Linked DNA regions of Homo sapiens: region 2 is linked to region 1. Evidence: chromatin loops called from intact Hi-C (ENCODE). Cell type or tissue: PC-3. All regions are shown on one strand. Links, peaks and the distances in the headings refer to the core of each region. The heading gives the core; the rest is flanking DNA. Region 1 has its middle 480 kb from the start of LINC00308. Region 2 has its middle 10 kb from the start of D21S2088E.

Region 1 (5,399 bases), core at 59-5,058:
ACTCAGAAGCAGAGAAAATAAAAGATAATTTAAAATAATGAATGGGGAAAAACTTTGAAGAAAGGTAAAAAGGCCGGGGGAGACAGCCATAAATACATAAGAGTCAAAGCAAGAATGGGAGACAGAGGGTCGGGGGTTGACTTGTGAAAAATAGTTTCGGTAGAGAATCACAAGGTAACAAGGAGGCACTGTGAACAATGTCACACTCATACATTTTAATTCTTAGTTGTAATAGAAAATACACTAATTTTTTCAAAGTAATTTTAGCAAACAGAAAACTCAACTTGTATATAAACATTAAAAACATTTAGTCAGTGATTTCATTTATATACCCAGCTCACAAGGTTATAAATGTTAATTCCTCCATGGCATGATCCCAGCTCACTGCAACCTCTGCCTCCCAGGTTCAGGCGATTTTCCTGCCTCAGCCTCCCGAGTAGCTGGGATTACAGGTGCCCACCACCACACCTGGCTAATTTTTTTGTATTTTTTGTAGAGACGGGGTTTCACCATGTTGGCCAGGCTGCTTTTGAACTCCTGACCTCGAGTGATCTGCCTGCCTTGGCCTCCCAAAGTGCTACAATTACAGGTGTGAGCCACTATGCCCAGCCAAGAAAGAAACTATTCTAACCTAAACCTGTCCTGATTATTTTTAAAAAGGAGAAAATCTGTTAATTTTATTTTATGATTAAAGAATGTAGCAAAAATCTATAGCAAGTATCATAGTTACTGTTGAAACATAAAAGACATTTCCTTTGACTTAAGAAAAGTTTAAAAAAGTAGCTATTATTCTATTTAACATTGTACTGAAAATCTTGGAGCATACAATTATACATTAAATTATAGCACAGAATAAAATTACAAATTATTACAAGGAGAAATCAGTATTTTATAACATTTAGGAACAGTTTAAAAAGTAGATCAAACATCAAAAATTCCATTAACTTGGTGATTTTTTTCAAATATTAGTCATTCGTTTGAATTTTATAAATTCTGATAAAATTTCTATTTGTCAATATAAATTATTTTATTTTAACACTAATTTCTTAGCTGTGATAGTTGTATAATTTACTGACACAAATTTAATATTCATTCAGGAAATAGGTTTTCTTATGAGGAGTCAATATTTTTATCTGAAAGTATTAATCTATGCAGTAATAATCATGGAAAATAAATTTTAAAACTCAGTAGCATTTTATAACAATTTGTAAGAATCTCAATTTTTTACGAAAAGTCAAAGTAGATATTTAGCAGAAGAGATTATATGTATGGTTGGGTGTGGGTGTGAAGTACATACTGGGACATTCAAACGTGCGTCTCTTAAAATTACTATGTTTATAATTGACAGGGAAATTATATAATATTGACCTCATTACAATAATCAAATAATATTCATGATTATCCCATTTTGAATATTGTGCTTTCTTATGAAACAATATTACCAAGCATGATTCTATATGCAATGCTATGTATTTAAGGTTTTGTTTTGTTTTTGTTTTTTGGGGGGACAAGGTCTCACTCTGTTGCCCAGGCTGGAGTGTTGTGGCACAATTACAGCTCACTACAGTCCAGACTTCCCCAGGCTCAGGTTATCCTCCCACCTCAGTCTCCTGAGAAGCTGAAACTACAAGCACATGCCACCATGCCTAGCTAATTTTTGTGTTTTCTGTAGAGACAGGGTTCCATCATGTTGTCCAAGCTAATCTCCATCACCTGGCCTCATGCAATCCTCCTACTCTGCCTCCCAAAGTGCTGGCATTACAGGCATGAGCCGCCTTGCCTAGTCAGCATTATTCAAGATTTCATAAGGTAATTATTACTCATTTGTATTACTTAAGCCATATTTTACATCATTTTAAAACATTTATCATTTTACTAAGTTAATTGTAATCTGAGTATGTTATTTTACATTTTTTATTCTCTTAATCACATTATTCTTTTCTGTCACTCTCTCTAGATCTTGCTGATTTCCACAATCAAGAAATACAGCAGCATATTGCTCCAAGCAACTAAGTTCAAATGCACAGAAATTCTGAGTAATGTCTATCTGAATTTTTTCTTTGAGGAAAGTTATGTTGGAATCCATTTAAGATGAAAACTTTAAAAGGTACATGGTAAACTTTGCATTAAGTATGTGTCTGAATTTTATCTTTTCAATTTCCCTCTTGGCTCCAGAAGTTTGAAGCAATTAATCTTGAACATTAAAATACATTTGTGTTTGAAAAATCTTAATATGTTTAAACAGATAATGATTCTTATGTATTCTAGTTCCACATCTAAAAGATAACTCCACAACTTTAATTTTCTGTGAAGTTTATATTCTCCCAGATGTTTACATTAATCTTAAAAGAACCTTTTACTATTTTCATTTATAATTAGGTCCAACAACAATAAGCATTTTGATAGGATATCAAAGTAATTTTTATTCACTATACCAACTCCAGAAACATTAAAAAAAAAAAGCTAAAAGGCAAAAATGACCACAAATGTTAATCTGTTTCTGCAATCTAATATAAAATGTGAAACAATGGGAGAATTTAAAAGACACAAAAATAATGGGGAGGGGGTGCTATTATTTTGTGTTGGATAATCAAATAAATATTAACACAATGTTCTCAAAGTTCTTTTTTAGTTTTTTTTTTAATTTTTAAAATTTGTGTGGGTACATAGTAGGTGTATATGTTTATGGGGTGCATGAGATGTTTTGTTACAGGCATGTGATGTGAAATAAGCATTATGGGAAATGGGGTATCCATCCCCTCGAGCATTTATCCTTTGAATTCTAAATGAGGTAAGTAATCAGTTGAGGGGTGTATGGAGGAGTGGGAAGAACTTCCAAAAAAAGAGAAAAGCATGTGAAAGCATGGTAGAGAAAACTCCCTGCGTATATAGAATAAACTACATCTATTTCATTTGCCTTCCCAGACCCTTTCTCCCCTGACAGTTTGGAGCCCCCGGACGCTATACCTGAAACTATACTTACAAACTTTAGGGGGAGCTCTAACAAAGGCTCACCCAGGAGGAGCTGCGTGTCTTCCTAGTTCTAAATCACACAGGCATAGTCATTAATCCTGTCAGATGTTATTTTGTTTACAGGAAAAGACCGGGGCTCATTGAACTAATCTTTTCTAAAAAATATAGTGATTCAGGCAAAAGACATGGGCACCTGTGCTCTGAGCTGCTTATTGTCTCCATGGCATTCTTCTGAAGGGCTGTGCTTAGTCACTGAGGCGGGGGCTTTCTGAAATTCTGCTGGCAAAGGATTTTGTGACATCCTGCTGGCAAGCAGAATGGGGAAACATGGTCTCTCATGTTTGCAACTTGTTCTCACCTCATCTCACCCTTGTTCTTTCAAGCCCAGGGGTAGGAATTCTCTGCCTCCTTCCATGGTTGTTAGCTGCAGCAGTTTTCTGTATCCCTGTTAAATATATATATATATTTTTTTTTTTTTCTCTATCTGAACCAAAAGTAAATAAAAGACCACGTGTAATCCCATCCTAACCAAAAGGGATTGTTGTATGTAGAATATGATTTTTTAAAAAATAATTTATAAAAATATTTATGAATGGAATACTTTCTACTTAATAACTAAGTTGTTTAGTTGGGGGACTTCTTCCAAGTAAGTGGAGAATTTATTCATGTATCTATGTAGTGAGAAGCCGCTAATGTCTTAGCAGAAAAGAAAAGAAAAGAAAAATCCTTAGATAATTATGGTGGACGTAAACATTCAGCACTCCCTCCACCCCAGATATATTTATGTTTGAATCCCCGGAATCTGTGAGTATGTTCTTTACATGGCAAAAGAAATTTTGTAGGTGTGATTATGTTTAAGAACCTGGAGACAGGAAGACTTGCCTGGATTATCCAGGTGTGCCCAATCTAACATGAGTCTTTAAAAGCAGAGAACCTTTCACAATCATGGTCAGAGAGTGAGAGATGACTAAGGAAGAAATAATCGGGGAATTCGACTTTGCTGGCTTAGAAGATGGAGGGAAGGGCCGGGAGCCAAGGAATACTGGTGAGCTCTAGAAGCTGAAAAAGGCAAGGAAATGAATTCTCTAAAGTTTCCAGGAATGATTTTAACTTGAGACCCATTTTACACTTCTGTTATACAGAAGATGTGTTTACTGGTTTAATGCACTCAATTTGTGCTAATTTGTTATAACAGCAATAACGAATAAAACAATGGTAGCGATGATGCTTATGCTGATTATCAGAAGGGACATCGATATATGTAATATATTACAATACACTGAAGCCAGAGAAAACTGTGATGCTCTTCAGTGACTTCAGATAATTTTTTTACACCATGACTCTTCTTTTGTCTGACATTTTATAAAAAGTGTGCGAAAACATAATATTTTTAAATATTACTTCATCTACTTTGCATCCACCAGAATATCCTCAAATATTTTTGTTGTGTAAATGAGGCCTTGCTACAATTTTAGTGGTGATGAAGTAATTTTCTTACTGTTTATATAAAAGATTTTCTAGGAAGGGAGAACTAAATGACAATCGATTACAGATATTAAGGTTACTAATGCTTTATAATTTAAAATAAAATTTTCTGAATTGCAATCCAGGTAATCCAAAACAATTTACATTTCCACAAGTAGTGCATGAGTGCCAACTGTCTCATGCTTTTGCACTAATTAACATGATTGCTTTTCAAACTTTGCAAATTTGGTGATTTAAAATAAAATGTCAAGTAGAATTACTTAATTCTGATTGATATCATTCATTTATAATCTTTCTTATTGAATATTTGAAGTTATTATTTCAAAATTTTTTGTAAATAGGTAATTTCAGCCTACTGAAAAGATTGTAAACACAGTATTCAATGTAACTCATGTTTGAAACATGTAAAACTTTCATAGAAGTAGGGAAAAGGCAAACAGAAAACGGTGGTTTTTAATAACTGTTCAAATTGCTGGATTAATGAGATGACATATTAAATTTGAGAGAAAGTGAAACAGAGAAAGATGTTCCATGCAAGCTGCATGTGTAAACAATACCATTTTGGATGAATGGTCTACTTCATTTTATGTACCTAGGGAAGATTCTTTGTGTGGGTGAAAGAATATTCAAACACTTATAGGAAACATTGACCGTCAATATATTGAAAGACCTGGGAAAAATATTCACCTATTATCCTTATAAATTTAACTCAAGCTATTAATTGTTAATCTATCAGTAATTATCATATCAATAATTTATAAATATATAAATTTTAAATTTTCAAAAATATACAAATGTTTTTAAATATGCAATATAATGCACTAAAATAAATATTACTGAATTCATAGAAGAAACTCATTATTTACTTAAAAAGAGTTTGCTGTTGTATTTACATGAATCAATTGCAGATATCTATTTCAACCTGGATTCTCTAAAACCAC
Region 2 (5,399 bases), core at 151-5,150, 820 kb after region 1:
ATGAATCTTGAGGCTATCACGCTGACTGAAAACAGCTAATCTTAAAAAGGTCACATAGTATGTAAAACTTCTTACATAACCATAAAAAGTGGCCAAATCATAGAAAAGAAAAAACAAATTAGTGGTTGCTGAAAGGTAGAGTTAGGGCCTATGAGAAGATGGTGAACGGGACTGTAAAGAAATAGCACGAGGGGAATGTTCATGATAATGGGAGAGTTCTATGGCTTGACTGTGGTGATGTTTACACCAGCCTACACGTGTGATTGCACCATGTAGAGCTACACTCATACATTGTACCAATGTTCGCTGATAGTCATTGTTGATTTTATTTTTGTGTACTTGATATGCCATCTATACATTATTTTGCTTGACTTCCAAGCAACAACGTGGTGAAATTAACACTGTGGATATAATTTATAGAAAAATAATTTAGGTTACTGCTTTTACAATTCTATAGTTACCACTGCTATTGGACCAAAGGCCTAGTAAAAAAAAAATAAGGTGAAGTATACAGCTATGAAATATGAAGAACCTCCTTACCTGGTAGGAGGTGGGCTGTTGATTGCTGACATGGTCTTCTACAAGTCTAATGTAACTTAAGGCAGTAGCTCCTTCACTGATTGCCATTCTTTACTGTCTGAACTAATTCTATTCAAATGCGGGCAGGTTTGTATAACAATGGCAACAGAAATCCAGATAAAGTCACGTGTTGTCTTTTCTGTTTTATGTCTTCCTTTGCACTGCTTTTTGGCTAATAAAGCTATAAACCAAATGAGAGTAACCTTGAAATATGTCTTCATCATCCACGCCAGTTTTTACCTTTGGAATCCAGTCCATTATTAATACAATTCTTATGCTCATTAAATACGGTTACTTTGTACCTAGAATATTCTGGAATATCTCCCTTTAGACCATGAATCTGTGGTTTTGAGAATTAATTTAAAACATTTTCAAAAACCTTTGAATCTGTAAAAGAACAATTTTCAAATTGGAAGGTGCATGAGGTAGCAGAAAGATTGAGGAGCAGAGATCATCAGAATTCTTCATTCCAAGCCTCCTTCAGTGATTTGCTATTTGACCTCAGGCAATTTACTTATTTACACGGAGTTATCATTTTTCTAAATCAATAACTGGCATTTGGAAATTATACCTAATTATCTTAAAGAGAGTTTTTTTCCACAATAAAAAGACACATTGAAAACTTTAAAAAGAGTAATAATTAGCACAGGTTAAATCAAGGGAAGGTTTGCTGTCATTTGTCTGATATTGAAACAGCAGGAGATAAAAAGTGGGTGTCAAAATACAAAGAAAAAATTAAGACCAATAATTTTGAGTTATCTTTTCAAATTTGGTTAATTCAAAAGGAAGAATTACAATGGTATCTTGATTATTTTGTGAATTTTACAAACAAGTTCAACTTGCTCCCATATCAGTTGCTATTTATGGTGCAAAACAAAAGTGTGAAATGTTATTTTGCAGGTGAAGGACGGAGCACTTTAGTGTGGCTCCATGACATTGTATTCTTATTGCCGAAAGCCTTCATGAGAATTTGATGATGTTAAATTGTTACCTTCTTACTCTAGCTATTGACTTGAATTGATATTTGATCTCTTTATAAAGAAGAAAATAAAGTATAACTTTAAAATCGTATTTTGTTTTGAAATCTAACACACTCCTTGAAATCTAACACACTCACACAACAGAAATGGATTCATGAGTGACATACATTATTCAGCTATCAAACAATCACCAACAGTCACCTCAAGATAAGCTTAATAGGTCATTGCAGTTACCTTTATAATATTAGAAACATTTAGTAAAGAATATTAACTAGGTGACCCAAAATATACTGTCTTTTTTGGTTTCTTCTGCAATATATGACTAATTCATTGTAATGTTATCTTACCATGGCAATAATTTTTTATGCATGCCCCTTAGTCATATTCCTGATACTGTTTAAAATTAATAATTTTCTTTCTTGTCTATAGAATATTCAGTTTTTCATTGTTCACTTAAAATTTAATTTTTTTTCTCCAGAACAACAGAAAACCTATTTTGGGAAAATAGATATTTCTTATTGTATTTGATTTAGCTTCAGAATTAAATAATATGTTATAATCAAAGTGATTTCGAAGGCTAAGGAGGTATTATGGAAAGTGCTCTGGAAAGCTTACTAGAAACAAATGTTCTCAATGAACTAAAGATGAAGAGGATGGATGATCCCATAGCAGCACACTGTGATAATTTTTAACTGACTTTGTGAGTAATCTATTCTGAACCACACATAAAAGAAAAGAATAAAGCATTTTGTTCCCTACTTTTGTCATTCCTCGGTTAATGTTTTTTACAGAGAGAAAATGCAAATCAAAGTTACCTAGGTTTTTTGTATTGCAGCTGTCTTTAAATTAATTTTTTAAAATATCTTCACACACTTACCTATAAAACTATAGAAAAATAATAGGGTTAGATGGATAATGGGTAAATGAGATAATTATAAATTATCTTTAATAATGAACCAATACTGCCATCTATCGCTTCCAACACAAGTCCATTACACATTAAATTAATGTGCAATAGAATGAGGATATATGCCTTTAAGTCATTTTATATAGCTGAAATATCACAAATTTGATAGGCTAAAGTTACACTTCAGAATGTATTAGGTTATATACAGCACATATTTGTTACATTACATTGATTATATTTATTATCTTTTAGGACATAGCTTCCATTTATCAGAATTTATACCCTTTCTACAAAGTTTTATATCCTCTATATATGGTGTGAGTGTAGGGTCATACTAAGTGTCGGATGTTTGAATCCTGAGTAGAAACTATGGGTGTTGTATATAAATGGTATTCAGCTAAAAAATTAAATAAAGCAATCTGCATATATGTAATTTATGCAACCATACTGAGAATTTCCATGCTCAGTTTTATACAAAACTTGCTGTAAGAAACGAAAGTGAAAAAAAAGTCCAAAATCCTTCTTCCAAGAAGATATTCTTTCAGCAATTCTCCAACTTGCAGTATTGCTCTGGGCTTCATTTTGCCTCATATTTTAGTCTACCAGAAGCAAGTGATTATATGTAAAGTGAATCTGGCTTTCAGAGATCTACTTACCTGCCTGGACCCATTCATAATAAAGTCATAAATGCAAGAAAATAATTGAATGACATCCCGAATATGTTAAACAACAACAAAAGGCAATGAAACAGCAATCCAGAATTCTATACCAGCAAAAACCTTCTTTAAAAAAAGAAAGTGAATTTGAGACATTTTTGAAAGACATGGTGGCTCACACCTGTAGTACAAGCACTTTGGGAGGTCAAGGCAAGAGGATCATTTGAGGTCAGGAGCTCAAGATCAGCCTGGGCAACATTGGGAGACCTAATCTCTATAAATAATTTTAAAAAATAGCCAGGCATGGTAATGCACACCTGTGGTCCCACTGTTGGAGATGCTGAGGTAGGAGAATCACCTGAGCCAGGGAGTTTGAGGCTGCGGTGAGCCATGATTGCACCACTGCACTCCAGACTGGGCAACAGAGTAAGACCTCATCTCAAAGACAAGAAGAAAAATAAAAAGAAACACTCAGAAGATTTACTCTACAGGAAATACTAAGGAAGGAAAATGATCCAAATTGAAATATATTACAGCAAGAAGGATGTGCATCAGAAAGGAAAATTTTAACAGGTGACTGTTTAAGTACCAATTGTAACTATATCATGTAGGAATTTTTCCATTGGTGTTATTATGGTTTAATGTATATCCAATAAATTTCACCAGTTTTAGTTTACAGTTTCATGAGTTTTGGCAAATGAGTGCAGTCAGATAATCACCACAATAATCAACAATATACACCAGTTCCATCATTGGAGAGATTTCTCTAAATGTCCTTTGTGGCTGTGGCCAGCCTCTTCATTAACCCAGCATTCATTGTTTCAGGCCCCAATAATTTTACAGAGACCATATAAATAAAATCACATGTTACAAAAGATTTGGGTATCACTTATTTATGCATTATGATGTTGTGTATATCAATAGTTTGTACTTTTTGTCATTTAGTAGTATTCTATTGTAAGCAAATACCATTTTTTGTTTGTTTGTTTGTTTTTATTTCTCAGTTGAGGTACATTTGTTTTGCTTCCAGTATTGGTATATTAAAAATAAATATGGTATAAATATTCTGATATAGGTTTCTTAGTAAGCTTAGTATTTTGTTTCACTTGGAGAGGTATCTAGGAGTGGGATTATAGAGTCATATCGCAAGTGTATGCTTGATGCTCTAAGAAGACTTCCAAATTACTTTTCAAAATAACTGTAACATTCTGCATATTCAGTAATAGTGCATGAGAATTTCTGAACTTTGTGTTCCTATCAACACTTCTCATTGTGAATTTGTTTGTTTAGACGTTTTAATAGGGGTCTTTTGATACATTTGTCCAGTTTTTCTTTTGGGATACCTTATGACAAATGATGTTGAACATCTATTCTTGTACTTATTTGCCATCTGCATATCTTATCTGATGAAGTACTTGTTCAGATTTTTTTTTTTTTGAGATGGAGTCTCACACCGTCCCCGAGGCTGGAGTGCAATGCTGCAATCTTGGCTCACTGTAACCTCCATCTCCCAGGTTCAAGCAATCCTCCTGCCTCAGCCTCCTGAGTAGCTGGGACTACAGGCATGTGCCACCACTCCCAGCTATTTTTTTGTATTTTTAGTAGAGATGGGGTTTCACTATGTTGGCCAGACTGGTCTCGAACTCCTGACCTCCTGATCCACACACCTCAGCCTCACAAAGTGCTGGGATTACAGGCGTGAGCCACCGTGCTCGGCCCAGATTTTTATCCATTGTTTAAATGGGTTGTTTGTTTTCATATTGCTTGCAGGTTTTAGTTTTTGTTTTTTATTCTGGATACAGATCCTTTATATAATTTGCAAATATTTCTTCCCAAAATGTAGTTTCCCCCTCCTTTCTCCTAACACTATATTTCAGATAACAGAAGTTTTAAATTTTTATAAAGACCAATTTATCAATTTCTTTCTCTTATAATATATGCTTTTGGTATCATGTCTAAGGAATCATTGCTTATGCCAAGGTCCCAAAGACTTTCTTGTATGCTTAATTCTACAAGATTTTAAGCTTAAAAATATTGTCTTACATTAGGTCTAAAATTGGTTTCAAGTTTTTTATAGGAAGTGAGGTATAAATGAGGTATATATGGGGTATAAAAAGAGGCTGTTGTATATATGTATATATAGATTAAAACATATCTTTATATATACAAATATAAAAACATTTGTGTGTATATAAGTTGCATATAAATATATAACTATATATACAAATATGTATAATCAACATGTATTTATTATAGAATATGTTATAAATGACATAT

Evidence for each region. Peaks named below come from ENCODE experiments on the same cell type or tissue, not always from the same donor. Only the 100,000 strongest peaks of a DNase experiment are listed, where the experiment ranks them.
Region 2: a loop joins it to region 1, with 8 times the contacts of the local background. A loop is called at or near these places in 2 of 110 quality-filtered maps.

The regions. Positions count from the first base shown.
Region 1 is chr21:22,572,247-22,577,645 of GRCh38, forward strand. No RefSeq gene overlaps it. Among named protein-coding and RNA genes, the nearest start is that of LINC00308, 480 kb to the left of the region's middle. In PC-3, for the core only: a CTCF peak has its summit at 3,007; no DNase peak of the experiment used is centred there; H3K4me3 peaks cover 596 bases.
Region 2 is chr21:23,392,127-23,397,525 of GRCh38, forward strand. No RefSeq gene overlaps it. Among named protein-coding and RNA genes, the nearest start is that of D21S2088E, 10 kb to the left of the region's middle. In PC-3, for the core only: a CTCF peak has its summit at 2,549; no DNase peak of the experiment used is centred there.